Linked DNA regions of Homo sapiens: region 1 is linked to region 2. The links are chromatin loops, found by intact Hi-C in ENCODE. Cell type or tissue: mammary epithelial cell. All regions are shown on one strand. Each heading gives the region's core, and the rest is flanking DNA. Links, peaks and the distances in the headings are about the cores only.

Region 1 (11,904 bases), core at 2,719-10,718, 230 kb after region 2:
ACATATTTCACAAAGCTTTCTATTTTCCAGGAAATTAATTCTCTTTAGAAAGCAACTGAAAGCCCTTTAACAACATAGCATCTCTCCTGGAGGGCCCATATTATTCCAATTACATCTAATTATATACGCAGGTATATGTGTTCACGTTTAAATGCAGGTGAAGTACTTGCAAAGAGCTTCATTTCATACCTTATTGTTTTTAAAAACACCACCCACATATGCTTCAGAAATAATTATGACTATATAGCCGCCCAATGGTTGTTTCTTCTGTATCAGTCTTAATGGTGAGGAGGTTTCCTCAAGAGCAGAGCACCTTGGTTAAGGGGGTTTGTTTCATGGTAGCACCAAGAAGAGACTCAGGGCTTCTTAGCCCTGGACTTGTAATGAGTAAAGATAATTTTTTTTCTCTTTGAGGAAAACAGTAATTGTTATTATTGCCATGTGCTTAATCCATTGTAACAGTAGCGATATAAGTGCTATATTTCATTTATATTTATTATGTAATATGTAATTATATTGTATATATGTATTATATAATCATATAATTTCTATATTTATAGTTAGCAATATAATTGCTAAATTGTATTTCTAAAATATTATTTCTAAAAGTGACAAGGAGGATAAGAACAAGAGAAACGGAAAAAAAGGTGGAAACTCATGGAGAATTAGGGCTTGTTTTTGCCAGAGATGCCTCCCCCTGTTTGCTCGTACTGAACGTGTTTCATGTGTATAAGGAGTGACGCATTTACATGTGCATCTCTAGGTGTCTGCAGGGCAAAGATGAGGGAAATGGTTCCCATTTTCAGAGGGCCACCTTTGACACTGCAATGTGGCCTGTCTTCTCTGAAATCTGTCCTGCATTACAGCATTTTCAGGATGCAAAATAGGAAAGGCCCTCCTTCCTTAGGAATAAACCCAGATGGAGAGCAAAAGTCCGGAGATATATCTCTCTCCTACAATTATTTCACAGAATAAAAAAGTGGCAGGGTTCATCTTCATTATTTTATTTTGTATAGTGCCTTTCACATGAATGCAATTGGATAATTTGATGATAAGTTATGATGATGACCAACTAAAAGTGAAGTATTGTTCATGAAATTTCATGAATAATAAAATATCAAAAGTTTTCATTTTGGAATGGTGCCAAAAGCAAAATTCTACATAAATTGTATTATTTATCCTTAGTTCAAGATGCAGAAATTCTTCCCTATGCAGGCAACTTTTAAGTAATATTCATTGATTGCCATTTCTTTTACAAATAAAATAAACCACTCACAATCCTACCATGACAAATATAGTGTAATTTTGTGTCTTCTTTCTAGATTTACGTATTTGTAAATGATAAAAATGGTACCTAAAAAACAATATTTGAAAATGCTATTTAGGAGAAGAATACTTTTCAGCACAGAATACTGAATTTTTAGATGATATGGTACTTCCAATGGAGACTTAGTTAGCCCGTTTCTGCCTAAAATGTCATGATAAAATACAGACTCTGGCAAGAGAAATCTCAGCCACACTTTATTTGACTTTCTCTGTTACCACATTCCTACAAAATTTTTCTTTTTTTTTAACTTTTAATTTTGATGAATACATACTTCACATGTTCTCCCTCATATGTGGAAATTAAAAATGAAAACAGTCGAACTAATGGCAATAATGAATAGAATGACAATTACCAGAGGCTTGGAAGTGGGGGTGGGGAAAGTGGGAATGGTTAATGGATACTGAAATGTAGTAAGATAGGGTGAATAAATTCTAGTATATGAAAGCACAACATGGTGACTATGGTCCTACAACATTCTTGATTACTGAAATTCCAATATTGTGTCATATTTATTGGTTTTCATGATGTTCACAGAACTTTCACATTTACGATCTCAAGTTTTCCGAGTTCCCCAAAGGTAATCATGGGCAATTATTTCCTATTTTACAAATGTAGAAATTAAGCGTATTACATACTTGGCTAAATGTTCACAAGTAAAATGATAGCCATTGAGCCAAAGCTAAAATGTGAACTTCCGATTCACAAAGAAGTCTTATGTTAAATTCCAGATTCCTAAATTTATTCACACAAATAATCTTCAGCAGTGGCGGAAGAATTGGAACAAAACTTAGAACTTTTTATTTTAGGCCACTGTTAGTTCCCCCTGCTTCATTTCTCTTTCATTGGCCACTATGAGGCTTTCTTTGGTTTCAGGACCCTTGATCCATGCCTCCATGTAATTGCCATCATTTTAGTGCCCCCCTTATGAGTACATAGTATGAGCAACTCCTCTCCTCCAAATGAAATAGAGTCATTTATTTCCTTCTACATTTATTTACTTAGTGCAGTGAATGTTCCAACAACGGGACCTAAATGAAATAACCACTGGAAATTCAAAGACGTCAGAGAGAATGAATGAACTATTCTTACAGGAGGCAAGGTGGCAACAGAAAGGAAGGGAAGAAAAGGGGAAAGAAAGGAGGACATGTTTTGGAGGTTATGTGGATTAGCACATCAGCCTCAAACCTTAGGACATTAACCTCTTAGGACAATGGTCAGATGTGAATCCCCAATCCAATAGATCAAATCCTGGTCAGTTATATTCAGTTACCCTCAGATTGTGTGCTGAAACAGCTCTTTTAAAACAATGCCAAAGGCCAGTCACAGTGGCACATGCCTATAATCCCAGAGCTTTGGGAGGCGGAGGTAGGAAGATCATGAGTTTGATACCAGTCTGGGAGATATAGTGAAACCCTGGCTGTATCAAAAAAAGAATTAAAAAATTAGCCAGACATTGTGGTGTATGCCTGTAGCCCCATCTACTCTAGAAGTTGAGAGGGCTGCTTGAGCTCAGAAGTTTGCAGCTATGATTATGGTACTGCCATGTTGTTTGAGAGAAACCCTCAAACTGTATGGAGGATGATTATAAAAATAGCCCTCTAAAGTTTGACATTAAGTCTATTGTAGAGTGTGCTCAAGAATTTTATTCTTTATAACAAAGTCCTGAAAGAAATTCCTGTTTGGTAGTAGTATCAGAAAAAATACTGCTTAGTAATTGGTTTTGTTGTATGGCCTTCCTAAATTACACACTTAATTTGTTGTTGTTTTTAATGCATGCTGTTAGAAAGAAAAGTTGTGGCCCATCCATCACTCTGAACTTCTATGATAATCCTGTTCTCATTTTCCTTTCCTCTTTTGCCCCACTCTTAAGTCTACTTATTAGACTTTCTTTATCTTGTCTTTAATTCTTACTTAATGAAGTGGGGTTTGTAGCTGGGGAAACAAACAAAAAGTAAAATGGGAGAAAATACAGTCACAATGTATAGTTTTAGCATAGAGATAATCAGAATTCTGAATCCACATGTTTTTTGCAGGAGTCTGTAATACTCTTTAAAACACAAAATTTCTTCTAGCTTCTGCTCCTATAGTAGTAGTGGATTTGGAAAGCAAAGCGGAGTCATACTTTGGGTTTGGGGGATACCAATGAACCAAAGAAATATTAAGCCCCTTTAGGACACTCACCCCGGTGCCTGCATGCATAACTGGAAGAAAGCTACTCCTCAGCTTCTCATGCTGTATGAAGCAGCCACGATGATGGCAGTAATGTAGTAGGTCCCTAAGGCTGCCATCAGAATGTGCCACAAACCAGGTTGCTTAAAGCAACAGAAATTTATTTTCTCTTAATTCTGGGGCCTAGATGTCTGAAATGAAGTCTCTAAGGAAGCATTCTTCCTTCTTCATTGCCTCTTTCTAGGTACAGGTGGTTGCTGACAATCCTTGACATTCCTTGGCCCCTAGATGCATCACTCAAATATCTGCCTCTGTCTTCACATGGCATTCTTCCTGTGTGTGCCCAAACTTTGCTCTGCTTTCTAGCTCTATCTATTACTATAAGGACAGAAGCAAGCAGAAATTTATGTTTTAAAAGATATTTACAGACCTTGAAAATAATATCTGAATTTTGAACTCTGATTATCTTTATACTAAAACCTTCAGTGAGTGTAAATTCCTTACTTTTTTTTTTTTTGAGACAGTTTGTCATCCAGGCTGAAGTGCAGTAGCGTGATCTCGGTTCACTGCAGCCTCTGCCTCCTAGGTTCAAGGGATACTCATGCCTCAGTCTCAGTAGTAGCTGGGATAACAGGCATGAGCCACCACACCCAGTTTATTTTTTGTGTGTATTTTTAGTAGAACTGGGGTTTCACCATGTTGGCCAGGCCCATATTGAATTCCTGATCTCAAATAATCCTCCTGCCTCAGCCTCCCAAAGTGCTGGGATTACAGACGTGAGCCACCATGCCTGGTCTACTTTTAAAAAAAATAAATAAATTTCATCATGTGTATTTGAAGTTTACAACATGATATGGGCTACATCTAGACATTAGTAAAATGATTATTATAATGAAGCAAATCAACATATTCATCATCTCACATAGTTATTTTTGTGACTGGAGTGGCTAAAACCTACTTACTTAACAAAAATCCCTAATACAATAAAATTTTATTAACTGGAGTTCTTATGTTGTACATAAGCTCTCTAGACTAATTCATCCTACATATCTGCTCATTTGTACCCTTTGAATTGCATCTTCCAGTTCCTCCCCCGACTCCTGCCCGTGAATAACCACTATTTTATTCTGTATCTCTGTATGTTTGACTTTTTTTTAAAGATTCTGCATATATGTGAGATAATATGATATTTTCTTTCTGTGTCTGGGTTATTTTACTTAGCATAATGTCCTCTGGGTCCATTCATTTTGTGGCAAATGCTGCAACATGTTTTTTTTCTAAACGGCTGAATAATATTCCATTGTTTGTGTGTAAATATGTGTGTGTGTGTGTGTGTGTGTGTGTGTCTGTGCCTATGTATAACATTTTCTTTATCCATTTGTTCATCAGTGGACACTTAGCTTGTTTCCCTATCTTAGCTATTGTGAACAATGCTGCAATGAACATGGAGTGCAGATATAAGGTAGTGTATTAGTCCATTTTCATGCAGTTGATAAAGACACACCCAAGACTGGGTAATGTATGAACAAAAAGAGGTTTAATGGACTCAACAGTTCCACGTGGCTGGGGAGGCCTCATAGTCATGGCAGAAAGTGAAGGAAGAGCAAAGGCACATCTTACATGATGGCAGGAAAGAGAGAAAACTTGTGCAGGGGAACTTTTATAAAACCGTCAGTTCTTATAAGACTTACTCACCGTCATGACAACTGCATGGGAAAGACCCGCCCCCATGATTCAGTTACCTCCCACTGGTTCCCTCCTATGTTATGTAGGAATTGTGGGAGCTACAATTCAAGATGAGATTTGGGTGGGGACACAGTCAAACCATAACAGATGGTGATTTCACCTCTTTTGTGCATATATCCAGAAGAGGAATTTGTAGGTTGTATAGTAGTTCTATTTTTAATTTCTTTAGGATCGCTAATACTGACTGCCATTAATAGCTACACCAATCTATAATCCACCAACAGTGTACAAGTGTTTTTTTTCTTCACACTCTTGTCAATACTTGTTATTTCTTGTCTTTTTAATAATAGCCATACTAACAGGTTTGAAATGATATCTTATATTGGTTTTAATTTATATTTCCCTGATGATGATGATGTTGAGAATCTATTCATATGCCTATTGGCCATATCTATGTCTTCTTTGTTTTTAGTTTTGTAGCCTGACCTTTTGGTGTATTATACAAAAAAAAAATATTGTGAAGGCCAATGCCTAGGAGCTTTTCTCCTGTTTCTCTTCTAGGAGTTTTACGGTTTCAGTTCTTACATTTAGGTCTTTTATCCATTTTCAGTTGAATTTTGTGTATGGTGTAAGATAAGATTCCTAATTCTTTTGCATCTAGTTTTCCTAGCACCCATTTATTGAAGAGACTATCTTTTTCCCATTGTGGTTGTATTTACTACTGTACAATCAACAAAAATTAGTTAACTGCATGGTAGTCCACCCTTATCTGCAATTTTGCTTTCTGCAGTTGCATTTATCTGCAGACAAATGTGGTCTGAAAATAGGCCAGTACAATTTAATAAAGTATTTTGAGAAAGAGAGAAACTACATTCACATACCTTTTATTACAGTATATTATTATAATTGTTCTATCTTATTAGTTATTTTTGTTAATCTCTTGCTGTGTTTAATTAATAAATTAAACTTTTTAAATCGGTATACTTGTATAGGAGAAAACAGTATTATAGAATTTGGTACTATTTGCAGTTTTAGGCATCCACTCGTGATTGGGAACATATTCTTTCTACATAAGAGGGGGACTACTTATATATTTGGATTTATTTCTGGGATCTCTGTTCTGTTCCACTGTCCATTTTTAGTTTGTTCTGCCCTAATCCAGTATGATCTCAACTTAATGACATGTGCAAGGACCCTATTTCTAAGTAAGATCACACTCACAAGTACTGAAGGTTAGAACCTGAACATATATTTTTGGGGGGACACAATTCAACCTACAACAAGTAGTAGTAATAATCATACAGCAAAAGGAATACTACAAGCCAGGTCTGGGCCTCCTTCTTCAGCCTCCTTCTCCATTAATCTCATTGCTCCATCTACCTACTACTTTGCTCAAGTAATTGTATGGGTTAATATTTGCTGCCCTCTGCTCCCAGCCTCTTTGTTTTTAATGACACCCAATCTCTGTTTCTATATTTGTACGTGAATTATTTCTGAATGCCTCATCCCTTTAGGTAGATGATTCATTAGATGGGATGATTATTTCAGCTGCTAACAAGTTTCCTACTTCCAGGTGACCCATCCTGAACTTTACTCACAGCAGTCTGTGAGCAAGTGATACGCATTTCCTCATATGACTCCAGCTCCTAGATTGCTTCTGCCACTCTTTGTCTCTGAGAGGGAATCCCATATAAGCTACAGAGTAAGAAGTCAGCTTAATGTGCATGGAATGTGAAGGTAGATAGAGATTAATTCATACTCTGGTTTTGCAAACGGTGATGTTGGGACACAGAGTTCAGTGGTTCATCTGGGCTTAGAGAGTCACAACCATGCATAGAACCGAGCTTCAGTTTTCTCAATACTCCAAAGTCAAAAGTAAAACAACAGCAAGTTCCATGACTCTCATCCAGCCATAGTAAACATTGCCACTTAATCAGTTAAGATTAACGTTGTTCACATACAACTCTATAATTTATCTCTTCTGAGGAATTGAACAAAATTGTACATCATAGTTTTGCCATTTCTGAGCTGTGTGAGCTCATACATTAATTCAATTCCTAGAATGAAATTTCTTCATGTATAAAATAAGAAAAAAAAATAGCTCATAGTTTGCTTGTGAGAAATAAAGAAACCAGTCTATCTATAATTTTGTCATTGTTACTGTATTAGTCCAATTTTATACTGCTATGAAGAAATACCCAAGATTGGATAACTTATAAAGAAAAAGAGTTTTAATGGACTCACAGTTCCACGTGGCTGGGGAGACCAAAAAATCATGGTAGAAGGCAAAGGAAGAGCAAAGCCACGTCTTACGTGGAGGCAGGCAAGAGAACATGTGCAGGGGAACTGCCCTGTAGACAAACATCAGATATTGTGATACTTATTCATTATCACAATAACAGCATGGGTAAAACCCATCCCCATGATTCAATTACCTCTCACCAGGTCCCTCCCATGACATGTCAGGATTATGGGAGCTACAATTAAAGATGAGATTTGGGTGGGGACATGACCCAACCATATCAGTTATAGAATAACATAGATGTTTATGTTGGAGCTCAGACACACTACCCCAAAATATGGCATCTTGGAAATTGAGAAAACAGCAGAAGCAGAAAGGTTACTCTCCAATCTTTTTCTGACTTTCTGTATGAAAGCTGGCTATAGAGAAATTATGTGACCTCTCTCCCATGAAAATAGGTCAAAAGATTCTCATGTGACAGGTGTCTTGCTCTATATGTGGAGACCAAGAAGAATTTGAACAGGCATGCCTCACTGGGTTCATCCTGAGTTTATTGCCATTAGAGCATATACTACTTTTGCCCAATTATACTACATGACTGTCCATTCTTCATTGAATCTAAGCATGATTTTTTTCCTGTATCTTTTATTCTTCATTTCCGAAGGCTCCCATGTCAGTTAAAACCTTAGCTAAATGAATTTGTTATATTTTTCTATTTTTAATCTGTCTTTTGTTCTAGGGTTGTCAGCCCATGAACCTTGCAGTGGGTGGGAAAAGATAGTATCTTTTCTTCCCTACTCTTAATAAATTGTGTTCCTGCACCTCCCACATAAACATCAATAGAACTGACAATGTCACAGTATTATTCTATTATGCGCTGCTTTGGGCTAAGTTTTTATGGTGTATTTAAATTTGTTTTGTTAAATATGTATGTCTAATATTCCAAAGAATTTTCTTTAACTTCCTTCAACCATATATATTTGTTTATGTGCTTTTTTTTTGTCTTCACTACCCAAATTAGTCATCTATGTTTGCACAGGTTTTATGAGCCAGACCCCTGAGATTAGCCTTTTCCAACTAAGACAACCCAACATTTTTCAAATTAACAGAATAAGGTAGTGCATAAAATTAGAATTGGCACTTTCCCCTTCTTTTAATGTTTAAATCCTCAAAGGTTCCATGAACAGCTAGCGTGAAACAACCTCGAGGCAAAACATCATCATTTAAAATATGCAAAACCTGTCTAGTTGTTGGCCTAACCTCTCATTTCAAGATATAAGGCAAAAGCAGCAAAACCATAGCAAAATGCAAGAAAATAATCTCAAAACTTTTAAGAAGAGTTTGTCTTCTATACATTACAAAGTGCTGACTATCTAATTCACATTCAGCATAATTTCCAAAAACATCATATACCAATGAAGATCAATCTGTCTCATTTGTAATACATAATTATTGAGAACATAATTGCAATAAAGTAGGCTTTTTTTAAAAAAAAAAAGTAATTAAATATATATTTATTCACACTTGAAAGCAGATGATGTACCAGAACTCATTTTCAGAGTAGAGGGAGAACGATATGAGAAAGAAAGAAAATTTTCAAAATAAGGGCCTTTAAATATTGTTACATTCTTTATATGAGCAATGCAACTACAATAATAGAAGAATAATGATATACCAGTGAATGTTTATTTCTTTATAATTTCCCTTCGTAATGGATATCAATTTTCAACTACCCATAAGCTGAATTTAGTACTCAATAAGAATGCTTCAATATTCTTATTATCTTTGACACAAGTATGGTTGCAAAACTTTATGTCTCTTGAAGTTTATAGCAGGTTTCCTGGTTTGAGAAAACAGTATAAAATCTGCTTTCATTGGTAAATTTGATATATTAGGGTCAAGACAAGCTGAGACTGAGAGTGACAGCTTCTGAAGAGTTAAACTTACATATTTTAAGCTTTTAAATAATTAAGCTAGGCATGATGCTTGAGAAACATTGAAAAATGTCACAGTAATTTTGATACATGCTTTTCTAACCTGTAGCACATATCTACTAGCCTTCTCAAAAATATTTTCCTTTTGGTTGGTATTATTTTCTATTTTCTGTCTTGCATTTTTGCATATCAGTCTACTTTCTTGTTCTTTGATGAAATCATGTTACATTTTGAACATATGAAGATGGTACATTTAGAAACAGAGAAAAAGCATTGCCATTGGGGTGCAGTATACACTTTTTAAACTCATTCATATAGCCACTTCACAAGTGTTTGGATGTCTATTGTGAAGTACGTGACAAAACCCCTATTTCTAGAAAGTGATGCTGTATTACTTACTGTTTTCTTGGAAATAATTCCAAGCCCATAGAGAAGCTGCAATATTGCACAAAGAGCTCTTGTGTATCCTTTATCCAGATTTGTAAATTTGTAAATTGTTAACATTCTGCCTCATTTTCTTTATCATTGTGTGCATCTATATGTCTGTATATCTGCACATTTTTTCTTAATGCTTTACTCTTACATGCTTCACAGTGTATTTCCTAAGAACAAGAATATGCTTTCATAACCACTGTATAGTTAAAAACTTGGAAATTTATAATTGGCATAATCTTTATGTAATCTACCAGGTATGCTTCACCTTTGTCAGTAATGCTCTTTATAGCTTTCCTTCCTGTAGTCCAAGATACAGTCCAAAATCACATATTGCATTTCGTTGTCATGTTCTTTGATCTGGAACATTATCTCAGACATACTTTGTCTTTTGTGACAGTTTCTTTTTGTTCATTTCTTTGTCTAGAGACAGGGTGTCACTCTGTCACCCAGACAGCTGTGCAGTGGCATGATCATGGCCCACTGCAGCCTCAATCTCCTTGGCTCAGGCACTCCTCTCACCTCAGCCTCCTGAGTAGCTCAGACAACAGGCACCTGCCACTACATCTGGCTATGTTTTTTTTTTTTTTTTTTTTTTTTTTGCTGGGGGCAGGTAGAGATGGGTTCTCATCTCACTATGTTGCCCAGGCTAGTCTCAAACTCCTGGGTACAAGTGATCCTTCCACCTCAGCTTCTCATAGTGTTGAGATTACAGACATGAGCCACTGTGCTCAGCCTGGTAGTAAATTTTGAAGCATACAAACCCTCCTGTCTCTTTTCAGTAGTGTGTTTTAGTGGGTTTATTGGAACTTTTCTCATGTTTAGGTTCAGAGCATGTATGCTGGATATGAATTCTATCTAGGAGATATTGTGTCCTCCTCAGGGTGTCATTAGGAGGTTCACAATATCATTCTATTCCTCAATGTCAATGTCAATTTGCATCAGCAGATAATGGGATTTCTGGTTTCTCTGCTATAGAGTTACCATATTTCTTTTTGCATGTTATAAGCGATCTGCGGAGAGACCCTGTAAGGCCGTGCAAAATCCTCTTCTCATCAAAATGCCCCTCCATATTTCACTGAAAAAAAATTTGATGACTTTCATATAATGATTTTCTAACTTCTGGATTTTCTCAGCCTTTATTGATTAGCATTCTACCTTAAGGAACAGCTCTCCTTTCTCCTTCTTTTCTTTATTTACTTATTGATTGATTGATTATATTTATGGACTCACTCAATTCTAGTTTTTCTCCAGTGGTTTGTAGTTCATTACCCTCTCTGCTTCATCATCTTGTTCTAGTCTTGGCTAATGGGTGTACCTTCAAGATGATGGAAGTGCCCTTTTAACAGGGCTCCATAATTTTTTTTTAGTCACATTTCAAGTTTCTGGTATAACAAATTATTCCATACTCATCTTAATACACCCTGTTCTAGAATATGAATTGGAAATTCCCTGAGGATAGCTGTTATTTGGTCGTGGAAAATGTAGAGGTATGTGGGTCCTAGACATGCTCATTGCCTCTGGAGTTCCTTTGTTCTTTATCTTGGCAGTAGACAGAACTAGTGTTTACAACATAAACACATATTGATATTTCCAACTGCAATCCACGCCAACATGGTTCTTTATTCTCTCCCCTCACCTCATACCATATTTACATTTTGCTTAAACCATAGTAAGAAGCCTGGATTCCACCAATATCAATACATTTACTTGGTCAATCCTACAAATCACCTATCATAATTTGAGGATTGCTTCATCTGTGCCAGTACAAAAAAATCTACTAAAAGATTTCATCATTGCATTCCTCCCTCAATCCCCACATCTCACTCCAGAGCTTAGGATATATACCATGTTCAAAAGTTGCTTTGATTCAACTGTCTTTAATTTGCCTTGGCTTTGCTTTTATTTTTTGTTGTAACTATATAATCCTTTTGAGACAAAGTTGGGTTTGTTTGTTTCCAATTTAATTCTTGTTTCTTCTCATTGTTTAGAATTATATTTAATTTTTGAATATGTAAAACGTTAACATGCTTCCAAGAGTTAAAACTATGTAAAAAGATACCTTCGGAACAGCGTCACTTTCCTTTTTTTTTCCCTCTTCTTCCTCATACCCT
Region 2 (11,904 bases), core at 2,031-10,030:
TGGCAGGCAGAGCTTGCAGTGAGCCGAGATGGCGCCCCTGCACTCCAGCCTGGGCGACAGAGTGAGACTCCGTCTCACAAAAGAAAAAAAAAAGATAGGAGAAGAGTTTTTAAGGCTAGGAGAGAACAGTCTACTAGATTTAGACAGGCATGAAGTTCATATAGGCATTTATGTATTGGGGAAGAAAAGGAGACTGAGTACAATACCTAAGATGTAAATGGGAAATTTCATTCCTAAAGGCAATGTAGGGGAAAGATACCCGTATTTTTTAACGAGTCGTGCAAATTACTTATTCTATTCAGTGAGACAACAGCAGGACACAACTTCCCCCTTATTTCATAATCTCTATTTCATTTGATGGCCACATCATCTAACTGGAAAGCTAAGGAACAGCTTCAACATCACTTTAACTTTACCACTATTCAAATGCTAGTTAGCATATAGAGGTCTTACATTGAAAGAGAATTTAGAATACAAAACACAATCCTAAAATTTATATGGAATGACAAAAGACCCAGAATAGCCAAAACTATCCTAAGCAAAAAGAATAAAACTGGAAGAATCACATTACCTGACTTTAAATCATACCTTGGAGTTACAGTAACCAAAACAAAATGGTACTGGAATAAAAACAGACACATAGACCAAGGCACAGCCTAGAGAACCCAGAAAAAAATCCACACCCCTACACTGAAATCATTTTTGACAAAGATGTCAAGGACAAACACTGGGGAAAAAACAATCTCTTTAATAGATGATGCTGAAAAAACTGGATATCTATATGCTGAAGAATAAAACTAGACCCCTGCCTCTTACTGTATACAAAAATCAAGATGGATTAAAGACCTAAATCAAAGACCCCAAACTAGGAAACTACTGCAAGAAACATTGGGGAAAATCTCCAGACCATTGGTCTGGACAAAATTTTCTTGAGTAGATGTACAAATGAAATCACACCAAGTTAAAGCTTCTGTACAGCAAAGAAAACAATCAACAAAGTGAAGAGACAACCCACAGAATGGGAGAAAATATTTGCAAGCTATCCATCTGACAAGGACAGAATATCTAAGGTGCTCAAACAACTATACTAGAAATAAATCTAATAATCCAGTCAAACAGTGGGCAAAAGATTTGAATGGATATTTCTCAAAAGAAGACATAAAAATGGCAAACAGGCATAAGAAAAGGTACTGAACATAATTGATCATCAGAAATGCAAATCAAAACTACAATGAGATGTTATCTTAACCCAGTTAAAATGGTTTACATAGAAAAGACAGGCCATGACAAACACTGGGGAGGGTGTGAAGAAAAGGGAACCCTGGTACACTGTTGGTGGGAATGTTTATTAGTAAAACCATTATGGAGAACAGCTTGAAAGTTTCTCAAAAAAACTAAAAATAGAGCTACCATATGACCCAGCAATCCCACTACTGCGTACATACCCAAAAGAAAGAAAATCGACATATCAAAGAGATAACTGAACTTCCATGTGTGTTGCAGCACCCTTCACAATAGCCAAGATTTGGAAGCCACCTAGTGTTCTTCAACAGATGAATGGATAAAAAAAAGTTGTACCTGTACACAATGGAGTACTATTCAGACATATAAAAGAATAAAATCCTGTCATTTGCAACAACATGGCTGGAACTGGAAATCATTATATTAAGTGAAATGAGCCAGGCACAGAATGACAAATATCACATTTTCTCACTTATTTGTGGGATCTAAAAATCAAAGCAATTGAACTCATGGAAATAGAGAGAAGGATGATTACCAGAGGCTAGAAAGGGTAGTGGGGGTGGGAGAAGGTGGGGATGGTTAATGGGTATAAAAAGATTAGTTAGAAAGAATGAATAAGCCCTAATATTTGATAGCACAACAGGGTGACTCTAGTTAATGATAATTTAATTATGCATTTTAAAATAACTAAAAGAATGTAATTGGATTTTTTGTAGAACAAAGGATAAATGCTTGAGGGGATGGATACTCCATTCTCCATGATGTGATTATTACACATTGCATGCCTGTATCAAAACATCTTATGTACTCAGAGAAATATATACCTATGTACCCACTAAAATTCAAAATTAAAAATTAAAAAAAAAGAAAAATACAAAAAAAGAACCAAATGGAAAATCTATAACTGGAGACAAAAAGAAAATGTCATATCTACTGCTTATCATGACGTGAATTACTAGTCATCTGTGGAATGGCTTTCCTTTATTTTATCTCATTTGTTCTTCATAATCATTCATTGGGTTGCCATGATTAGCTTTATTTTAAAGATGAAGGAATCAGGTCTCAGAGAGGAGAGTTTACTTTCCTATGGCAACACAGCTAGTAAATATTGTAACCAAGATCATAAGCCAGACCAGTAACACCAGAAATGATATTCTTTTATTTGTCTTTAACTTTCTGGTTACTACTGATGGAAATCTTTTTTTGTTGTTGTTTTGTTTTGTTTTGAGACGGAGTCTCGCTCTGTCGCCCAGGCTGGAGTGCAGTGGTGCGATCTCGGCTCACTGCAAGCTCCGCCTCCCGGGTTCACGCCATTCTCCTGCCTCAGCCTCCCGAGTAGCGGACTACAGGCGCCGCCACGACGCCCGGCTAATTTTTTGTATTTTTAGTAGAGACGGGGTTTCACCATGTTAGCCAGGATGGTCTAGATAGATCTCCTGACCTCGTGATCCGCCCGCCTCTGCCTCCCAAAGTGCTGGGATTACAGATGTGAGCCACCGCGCCCGGCCTAATGACAGAAATGTTTAACTGTAGTCGATCAGAGACCAAAGCTGATGGAGAAGCCACTGTCTTGAACTTTGAAGATTATTATGCCACAGGAAAAAGAGAGCTCTAGAACTATCCTCAATGTATACAAGGGTCTAAAATGTTATGAAGTCCCATATAAGGGAATATCATTTTATTAGTCAATATATGAGTTTTGCGTAATTTGATTATCGCTAAAATCTACCACCAGAAAGGTGGGGTCACAAAGCTAGATGTACATGAATTAAATATCAGATCAACACATTATACCAACTATTTTGCAATAGCTAGTCATAGCAAGGAAATAACACCAACTTTAGGGGAAAAATCACAGAAATGGAAATTCTCACTACAGCTATATAAACCTTGGGCTTTCTTGGATGGATGGCTCTTGCTCCCACTGCAGATGAGAATGCTCTGTCCACACTTTCCTAGTATTTGAAAAAGCCCAGAACCCTGGGTATCATTCAGATGAGAGCCCTCATACTGAATTCAATTCATGGTGGCAGTGTAGGCATCTATCAGAGAAAGAGAGAGGATAAATACCTATCAGGAAACTTTACCACTGGTTGAGGGACTGTGGGAATAAACCCTACAGGTTAAGTCCCTGTATTCCCCTTACTTCTAGTCCAAAAGAATATATGTGTTTGTGTGTAGATGGAAAAATTTTAGTCTGGTTGATTGGGTAGCTTTTTATATTGAATAACTTTTATATTAAATAGATTTTTGTTATGTCAAATAACCCTATAATAAATAAGTTAGATGGAAAGGCTAATTCTGGTTAGCTTCTACTTATTATGTCAAAGGTAGTGTAATCAATGTGACTCAGCTTATTGTGGATCTTAGATTCCACGTAGTATTGACAAGCTTGAATTGATAATAAAATGCTCTCTCTCAAAAGGGACTAATACACACAAATTGTTGGATACAGTTAATCACATGTTTCCATCAAACCACAAGATTGCCAGGAAATAAAATCCTATTATGTGTCAGGAAGTGGAGAGAACTGGGACTATTTGGCAAATACCATTAATAACTACAGTGAACCAACAGTGAATTTCCTGCCTGAAATTCAGATTGAATGTTGACCATGTGTGAACTCAATTTTTGCACTGACAGGAAGAGTTTTAAGAACTAGATCATCTACCAATATTTTTTCTCATGTTACATTGCAATTTGTTGGATTTCTGATTCCTTCTCTCTTGCAAATGCCTTGAGTGAGTCTACACCCTCTTTAAACAGTTATTTGTTCATCCTAGATAAAGCTCCTTCATAACTTTTCTAGACCAGAATAACATTGTCCAGCCAACCCTGCTGTTAGCCATGCTCCAGCATCCCCATTTCTTCCTCATCTATTTGATTACTGGTTCCATAATGCATAGAATTTCCAAGTTGAATTTTCACAATACTGCTATTTCACATGAATGCACACACCTCAAATAGTATTCTGAAATTTCTGGCAGCAGAGTTGGCCCAGGGGAAAACATTTTCCGTCAGGAAGCACACACGGGGTCACAATCATACAGCTCTGACAGAGAGGTCTAGCAGCGTAGATCATATTCTCCAATTCTGCCATTTCAGCGCTTGCGCTATTTTCCTGCATCCAGAAAGTAGTGGAACTTCACAAAGAAATTGATTCCATTTATAAACTGGGGCACTAGGTCAAATCTGAATACCTGCAGAAAAAGCTATTGAAAGTTTCTTACTTTCCCTCCAGTCAGCAAGAAATCTTAAGCTTTGTGAAGGCTCAAGATTGGTTCTCTATATCTGTGCCTGAATCATCAAGTATTGAATTAGGTTACTTCCTATAGAATTGAGTACAGTTGTTCTTAATTGTACAACTCACTTAAGTCACTCAAATTGTTTAGCAAATTCATCTGTAGCCTCAGCATTCAAAATTAATATAGTCTGAAAATTAAATGTAAAGAGGCTTTTCAACCCATACTTTGAGAATAATAGTTCAATCCTTGATTTTTAGCAGAGCACTGTCTGGTAGAAATATAAAGCAAGGTATGTATGTAATTTTACATTTTTTTAGCAACCACATATATAGTAAAAAGAAAGGGGTAAATTACTTTTAATGAGATATTTTATTTAAGACAGTACATTTAATATTATCATTTCCACATGCAATCAATACAAAATAGTTTGCTGAGATATTTTTATTCTCTTTGTTTGCACCAAGCTTTCAAAATCTTGTGTGACTTTTATACTTACGGCACGTCTCAAATTGGAATAGACACATTTCAAGTGATCAAGAGCCTCATGTGGTTATTGGCTACTATATTGAATAGGGCCCTTCTGGTAGATTTCCCAGGCATTTGAGAAAGCATGTTTGTCACCAGTTATAATTTATCTTTAACTTAATCTTCTTGGGCAAAAGGTCAACATGCCTAATATATGTTACAGTGCCAGCACACATCAAGGGCTCAATAAATATTTACTGAATGTTTTTAAGTTTTCATTTACAAATATTTACATATTCATTCAGCTGCTGCTATGTGCCAGGTACTTTTCTAAGCATTGAGGAATTAAGCACTGACCAAAATAGACAAAATGTTTCCAAGGAGTTTAACTTCTAAAAGTTTGTCCCTTTAAATTGATGACAAATAAAATTACAAAAATATCAAAACAAACCGTACAATAAGTCAATAGCTTGTGTTTTAGATGGACTTCTTGCTCCCTAAATATCTTCTCTGTTAGTCATTTCCACATTCCACCTATTGCACATCACCTATGACTCTCTGACTGCCCAGGATTTTCTACTGCAACATCACGCATGAGCTTGCCGTCTTCAAGCTTCTTACTGTTTTTCAAGCAGAGCAGCTTTTTTAATGTTTCTAGGCCTCTGATCTTCTCCATCTCAGATAGCTGTTAAGTCCTTACTCATAATTCAATGCCAAGTTCAATTAGTACCTCTTTCATAAGCTTCTCTTTGCTCCCAATTTCAGTTTTTTACTCTTTCTTTGTTGCTCACAGACGTTGTGCAGGTCTTTATCATGCCATTTATTTTGGATTGTAATTGTATGTCAATTCTTCCCCCATTAGATCTTTACTTATTTGCTTTAGCTCTTGTAACTTATAGAGAGACTGATATGACAGGTGCTGAAAGAATGTGTGTGGGAAGGATTGATAATGTACCCATTTCCTATCTTAGTCTCTTATATTCATTCCTGATCCAAAAGAAACTGCATTCATGGACTTATGTGCCACAGTGTACCTTCTGATATTTTTGCATCTTATCAGTGTTCCTTCTCATCAGAATTTTAGGGAAATACCAGGAGAAAGACCAAGTCTATTATACCATGTTGGCAGTGTTTTCCTCTTCTTAGGAAAGAATAGCACTTGTATCTAAGTAATAGTCCATTATTTTTAATTTCCCACTTTCATTTTTGGGCATGTTTTTTGGCATCAATATTTCATAGGCTTTGTGGTTTTCCAGTGCTTAATCAGGAAAGCTATTTCTTAACTATTGTTTACAATTTAAATAAAAGTAATAAAACTTTTCCCACCCAGCTCTGAAGGTAGCATTATTCGCACCTCCGCGGAACATTAAATGCACAGACTTAAGCTTTTATCAAGCTCCACTGTGATCCAACTTTATCTGTATATATTTGAGAACCAAGCTGAATGCAATTAGACCACATTGTTTGTATGATATGCTGTATTTTCTGGATTCATGAATTAGCTTCTTCTGGGGATTCAGGGAGTCTGTGTCTGTATTTCTAACACTTTACCACTAGATGATAACACAGGTTTATATACCAAATGTAAGAGTCTGTTCAGTTAAGTGTGTTGAAGCTATACCAGAGACCATAATTCTTTCATTCTTTAGAAAATTATCTCCAAACTACTGAGATATGTTTTAATATCACATATATATTTAATTTATATATATATAAATCATAAAGAAAAAATATGATAGAATATAATCTCCTGATCTGACAATGGTCCAACAGTACATTTTTCCACTATTATTCTCAGTTGTCTGTCTTTTTGTTTTATTTGCTTTCCTTTTCTTGCTTTTATGAAATAGAATCTCAGATTACATTTATAGTCTTTTCAGAAACCACAAGTGTATTTTCTATAGTTAACCAGTTCTCACAACTAAGATTTGAGTTTCCTGGATACAGCTAGAAGATATAGACATTGGAGGAGCTTATGTAGTAGAAATAACAGAAATCAGAATTCTGCCAATTCTTGCCTTAGTAAGCAAATGAATTTAGAAGGTACAAATTCTTTTTCTGTATATTGAGGACCATAAGTTTTTCTTAGAAATGCTGTGGATACAGAAATGAGATAGTACATCAATTAGAAAGTATATAAAATCCTTTATTTGGAGTTCGTGACAGATAAATACTAATTCTCTTGTTAACCCACTTTTCTTTTCCTTTTTCTTAAGGATATGAAAATATTAGTTTTATGGTTCTTTTTCCATCCAGCAATGAGAGCATAAGATGTTTCTTTCAAATTTTTGTCAGTGTATTCTTCCCTATCTCCAAGGAGAATATAGAAAATATCCAAGTCTTCTTTCGATGTGAAACTTGCCACTTAAGACTTTTTAATTATTTCATGTTTCTTTCATATCTTGAAATATATATTTATTTGAACAAGCTCTCTTTGGAGAAAATACCTTAAGCGTAAGAAATTAATCCAGTAGTGGTGATTTCAGTTAATTGGCTACTTAAGGCTATATACTTACGGAAAAACTGGATATCAGTATGTCTTTTTGCTGTTTTCTCAGACTATCAAGCACTAGCAACTCAGGAGAGTACCCAGAAGGCCCTCTTTAAAGTGAGTGATGAAGGAGAAAATGATCAACTGTTCCTTACTGAGGTCAGTAAAGGAAATATTTTAAAATATGAGTCATTCCACGGAGATAAATAGAGCCACATAATACTTGATGACATCAATTTTGCTTTATCAGAGGAGTTAAGCTCACATTGCTTTTACATCTAGTTTGAGTAGAACCTCTCATCTGAACTAGAAGGAGTCATTTCAACTGTAGCATTGAACTAGATATTTTAAAATAAAACTAATTATATGTAATTCACCACATTTCTTTATACTAACCTATATTATTTCTACTCATGCTTATATTGGACATTATGTTTATCAGATCTCTCTCAATTTTTCCATATTTGAAAGATGTCATTTTAAATGAAAGACATAAAATAAACAATGGTTCTATCATTTTCCATCTCTAACAGCAATGGACCTGGTTGTATCACATCCTCACCAATATTTTGGCATTGCCAATCTTTTTTTTTTTCATCTTAACTATTCTAATGCATACATAGTGACATTTCACTGTAGTTTAATTTGCATTTCCCTCATGATTAATGATGTTGGGCACTTTTTCACGTGTTCATTGGCCACTTATGCATCTTCCTTTCTGAAGTGTTTGCTTAAATCTTTTGTCTATTTTTATTGTCATTCGTAATTTTTATTGCAGAATTTCAAGAGTCTTCTTGTCTTTTGAATTTGTGTATAAAGAGAAGCCAATGTGCATTTTACAAAGAATTTGTTGCTTATTTTGTATATATATTAACCTCAAAAAATAACTTTAAAAGCTTTGTTTGTGCAGCACTGTAGTCTCCTTTCTCCTCTCTCATGAAACCTCTGTCTTCTACTAAAAATTAGCTGCATCCCTCTGCTTATCCTTGAACTTTCCTGGTCTGTCCTGAGTGGCATTGACAGGAAGGGTGGCTTTCCATCCTGCTTTTCATTCATGTTCAACAGTTTCTTGGTTAAAATAGATCTCAGCAGTCTTCTCCATATTAGCAATAACCCGTTTATTTGATGGAACCGCCCATGTCAGGGGGATTTTATGTTGTACTTTGGACTTTGGAAGAGTGCCAGTGATTTTGAGGTTCATACTTTAGATGGTTAAAGGAATTAATCCAGTAGTGGTTTCAAACACTCTTCTCTAGGAGGAGTTTACAATTCACATATTTTATACTTTGTTCTCATAGCTTACAAATAGACCAATAAATGTATATTCCCAAAAAACATTTTTATGAGAAAAGTTAAATATCATTGTAAATAAATAATTTTATATTCTTTGATGCACATAATTACATTGTTATTTAATAACTGTCATTGGACAAGTTTTAAAATTGACTAGGCTCAAAATACATGAATGGATTAAAATAAGGTCTACAGATTAACACATGGTTCCATTTGTTGAGAAGATTCAACTAAATGTATTATTTGCATTTATTTCTCTAAGGTATAAGCAATGTTGCTAAAACATGGCCATTGGCTTTGGGACTGAGGGGGATAACCTTACAAAACTCCCAAATGCTTCTCCACACTGCCTTAATAATTTCCAGTCCTGCTTCTAATTCAGGTCAGGATGGGCAGATATTACACCTGAGATGGAAGGTGGACAAACATCTTGTTTCTCCTCCTTTGTTCCTTTAACCATCTAAAGTATGAACCTCAAAATCACTGGCACTCTTCCAAAGTCCAAAGTACAACATAATATCCCTAGTGACTATTCATGTAAAGCCTATTGAAACAGTACTTGTTACCTTAGAAACAGGATGGCCATTGTTGGGATGCAAGGAGGGATAACTTCTACTAATAGTCAATATGTGCAAGGCAATGTTTAAAATTTCAAGAAAAGAATGGTAATTCCTTGGTCACTATGATGGAGCAATTAGAGCTCAGACTGTTGCAGTAGGTAGCTAGTCAGGCATGAGCAGGACAGGAGAGCACTTCCCCTCACTTCTACCGGGACTTTCCGATGACCATCAGAGATAGTCAGGCAATTGTTAAACAGTCTCCTAAAATAGTTGGTCACAGTCAGCACCAGGAGAAGGCACTCTCTCAATAAATAGAAAAAATCCCAAAACTGGTGATCAGCAGCTTCCCGGTAAGATTTCAGGAATTGAGTGAATGGGCTCAAATGTGCACATTAAGAGGCAAAATGGCGGAGTTTAATTGGTATGTGACCTACTAGGCAGATTTGACTGGTAAGGGAAGAATACCTCAAGTGAGCATGCATACAACTCCAGTAAACACACTGGGCATGCGGCCCTTCCCAAGTGCTAGCAGGACACTGCACATGCGGACAGCCCACCCCAAGGGAAGAATCAGAGGAGAAGGGATGCCAGACCCTGGAAGTATGCCAATGTATAAAACCCTAAGTCAAAGTTCAAACGGGGCAATTGATGCTCTCAAATCCCGACTTGGCGCTCTTCCAAGTATACTTTACTTCCTTTCATTCCTGCTGTAAACTTTTTAATAAACTGTCAACCTGGCTCTGAAACTTGCCTCGGTTTCTCCTGCTGCCTCATGCCCTTCCTTTTCTGAGAAGACAAGAATTGAGGTTGCTGCAGACACGTATGGATTCAACTCCGGTAACAAGACCAGCATGACAGAAGCCCACAATGGATACAGAACAACAGAAGGAGGATGTTAATTTCAGAGAGTATAACTAGAATTAACACAAAATAATTCATATTAGCCAACTAAAGAAAGATTTTACAAGAATAAACACTTAAACAAATCAAAGAGCCTAATGTGTCTGTTCAGGAATTAATTATTAAGTGCTTACTATGCAACAAGCATAAATACCTTTAAAGGAAAATCTCATTCAGTCCACTCCTAGAAGCACTATGAGGTAACAATTCTCATTCATAGGTGAGGAAACTGAGACTTGAGGACCCTCTGTGAAATGCCCGAAAGCTCGTGGCTCTCAGAAGTTGACAGACTTTTAGAATTGTTTTAAAATTAAATTGGCAGGAATGTAAAACAGTGCAGCCATTGTGGGAAAAATTAAAAATAGAATTGCCATATGATCCAGCAATTATACTTTCAGGTATATACCCCCAAAATTGAAAGCAGGGTATAAAAGAGATATGTACACACCCGTGTTCATAGTAGTACTGACAAAAGCTAAAAGATGAAAGCAACCCATGTGTTCATTGATGGATGAATGTATAAACAAAATGTAATGTATACATACAGGGAATATTATTCAGCCTTAAAAATAAAGGGAATTCTGGTGAGTGACAACATGCAGGAAACTTAGGACATTATGTTAATCACATAAATGACAAATACTCTATGATTCTGCTTATATGAGGCCCCTATAGTAGCCAGATACATAGCTAGAGAAGGTAGAATGATGATTGCTAGAGGCTGGAGTTGGGTAAAGTAGGGAGTTATTTAATGGGTACAGAGTGTCAGTTTCACAAGATGAAAAGAGCTTTGGAGACTGGATACACAGCAGTGTAGATATGTTTCACATTACTGAACTATACACTTAAAGACGATTGAGATGGTTCATTCTCTGTTATGTTTATTTTGCCACAATTTTAAAAAACTTGACACAAGTGCCTGAGTCCATATTAGGTGACCCATAAATGGCACCATTCTTGTTGTTGTCTACCAGTTTCTTTTGAGTATGGTTAATTTTATTCAGGTCCTAGAATCTGGTGGAATTGAGTGATATAATTAACTTCAGTTTCTGAACCATCACTCATGAATGCTTCAATAAATTATTATTGTTTATGAAGTCATGTCTGTGTGTCTGTTAAATCTTCACCTTTTTTACCATCACCTTTTACCTCCTTCAGCAATTACATACAAAATCAATTTTCAGCTTAAACTGGCATATGGATAAAGTTCTGTATAAATAAATTACAGATAGCAACTAGTGGCAAAAAAAGAATCAGGACTAAAATTGAGGATAGTATTCTTAAGGTAAAATATTGAGAAAACAAACTGGGTTGTATTTAACAGCTCAAGCAGCTGGACCAAATACAGATGTGGAACCAAACATGTTTGGTTGGCAGGCCTGGCGCTTTATAAATTTACAAATTTAGAATGTTAATCTGTCAGTGGAACTGGTAACTTCGAGGTTTATTCAGGAACTCCTCACCAATATCCCCCAGCCCCAGGCTCTTTCTGGTTTAGGATCACACATTTCTGTTACCTATCGAATTCCTGTGGACATTTGATTTTGCCACCTCTGATTTATAGGTTAACCCAAGAAAGTATATTAAAAACTACTAATTGTCTATAAATATAGATAATTCAAAATATCTAAACTTTACACAAGTTTTTGCAGAACTTTGAAGTTATTCAATGTTTAGATATTTGAATCAGACCTTAACAACTCCTCCT

What was found. Hi-C counts contacts between places; a loop is a spot of excess contacts. Peaks named below come from ENCODE experiments on the same cell type or tissue, not always from the same donor. Only the 100,000 strongest peaks of a DNase experiment are listed, where the experiment ranks them.
Region 1: a loop joins it to region 2, with 3 times the contacts of the local background. A loop is called at or near these places in 4 of 110 quality-filtered maps.

The regions. Positions count from the first base shown.
Region 1 is chr3:77,901,156-77,913,059 of GRCh38, reverse strand. The region is part of intron 2 of LOC105377171 (a long non-coding RNA gene); the gene reads left to right. Among named protein-coding and RNA genes, the nearest start is that of LINC02077, 140 kb to the left of the region's middle. In mammary epithelial cell, for the core only: no CTCF peak of the experiment used is centred there; a DNase peak (open chromatin) is centred at 6,749; H3K27ac peaks cover 1,161 bases.
Region 2 is chr3:78,135,067-78,146,970 of GRCh38, reverse strand. No RefSeq gene overlaps it. Among named protein-coding and RNA genes, the nearest start is that of LINC02077, 92 kb to the right of the region's middle. In mammary epithelial cell, for the core only: a CTCF peak has its summit at 6,501; a DNase peak (open chromatin) is centred at 5,520; H3K27ac peaks cover 1,860 bases.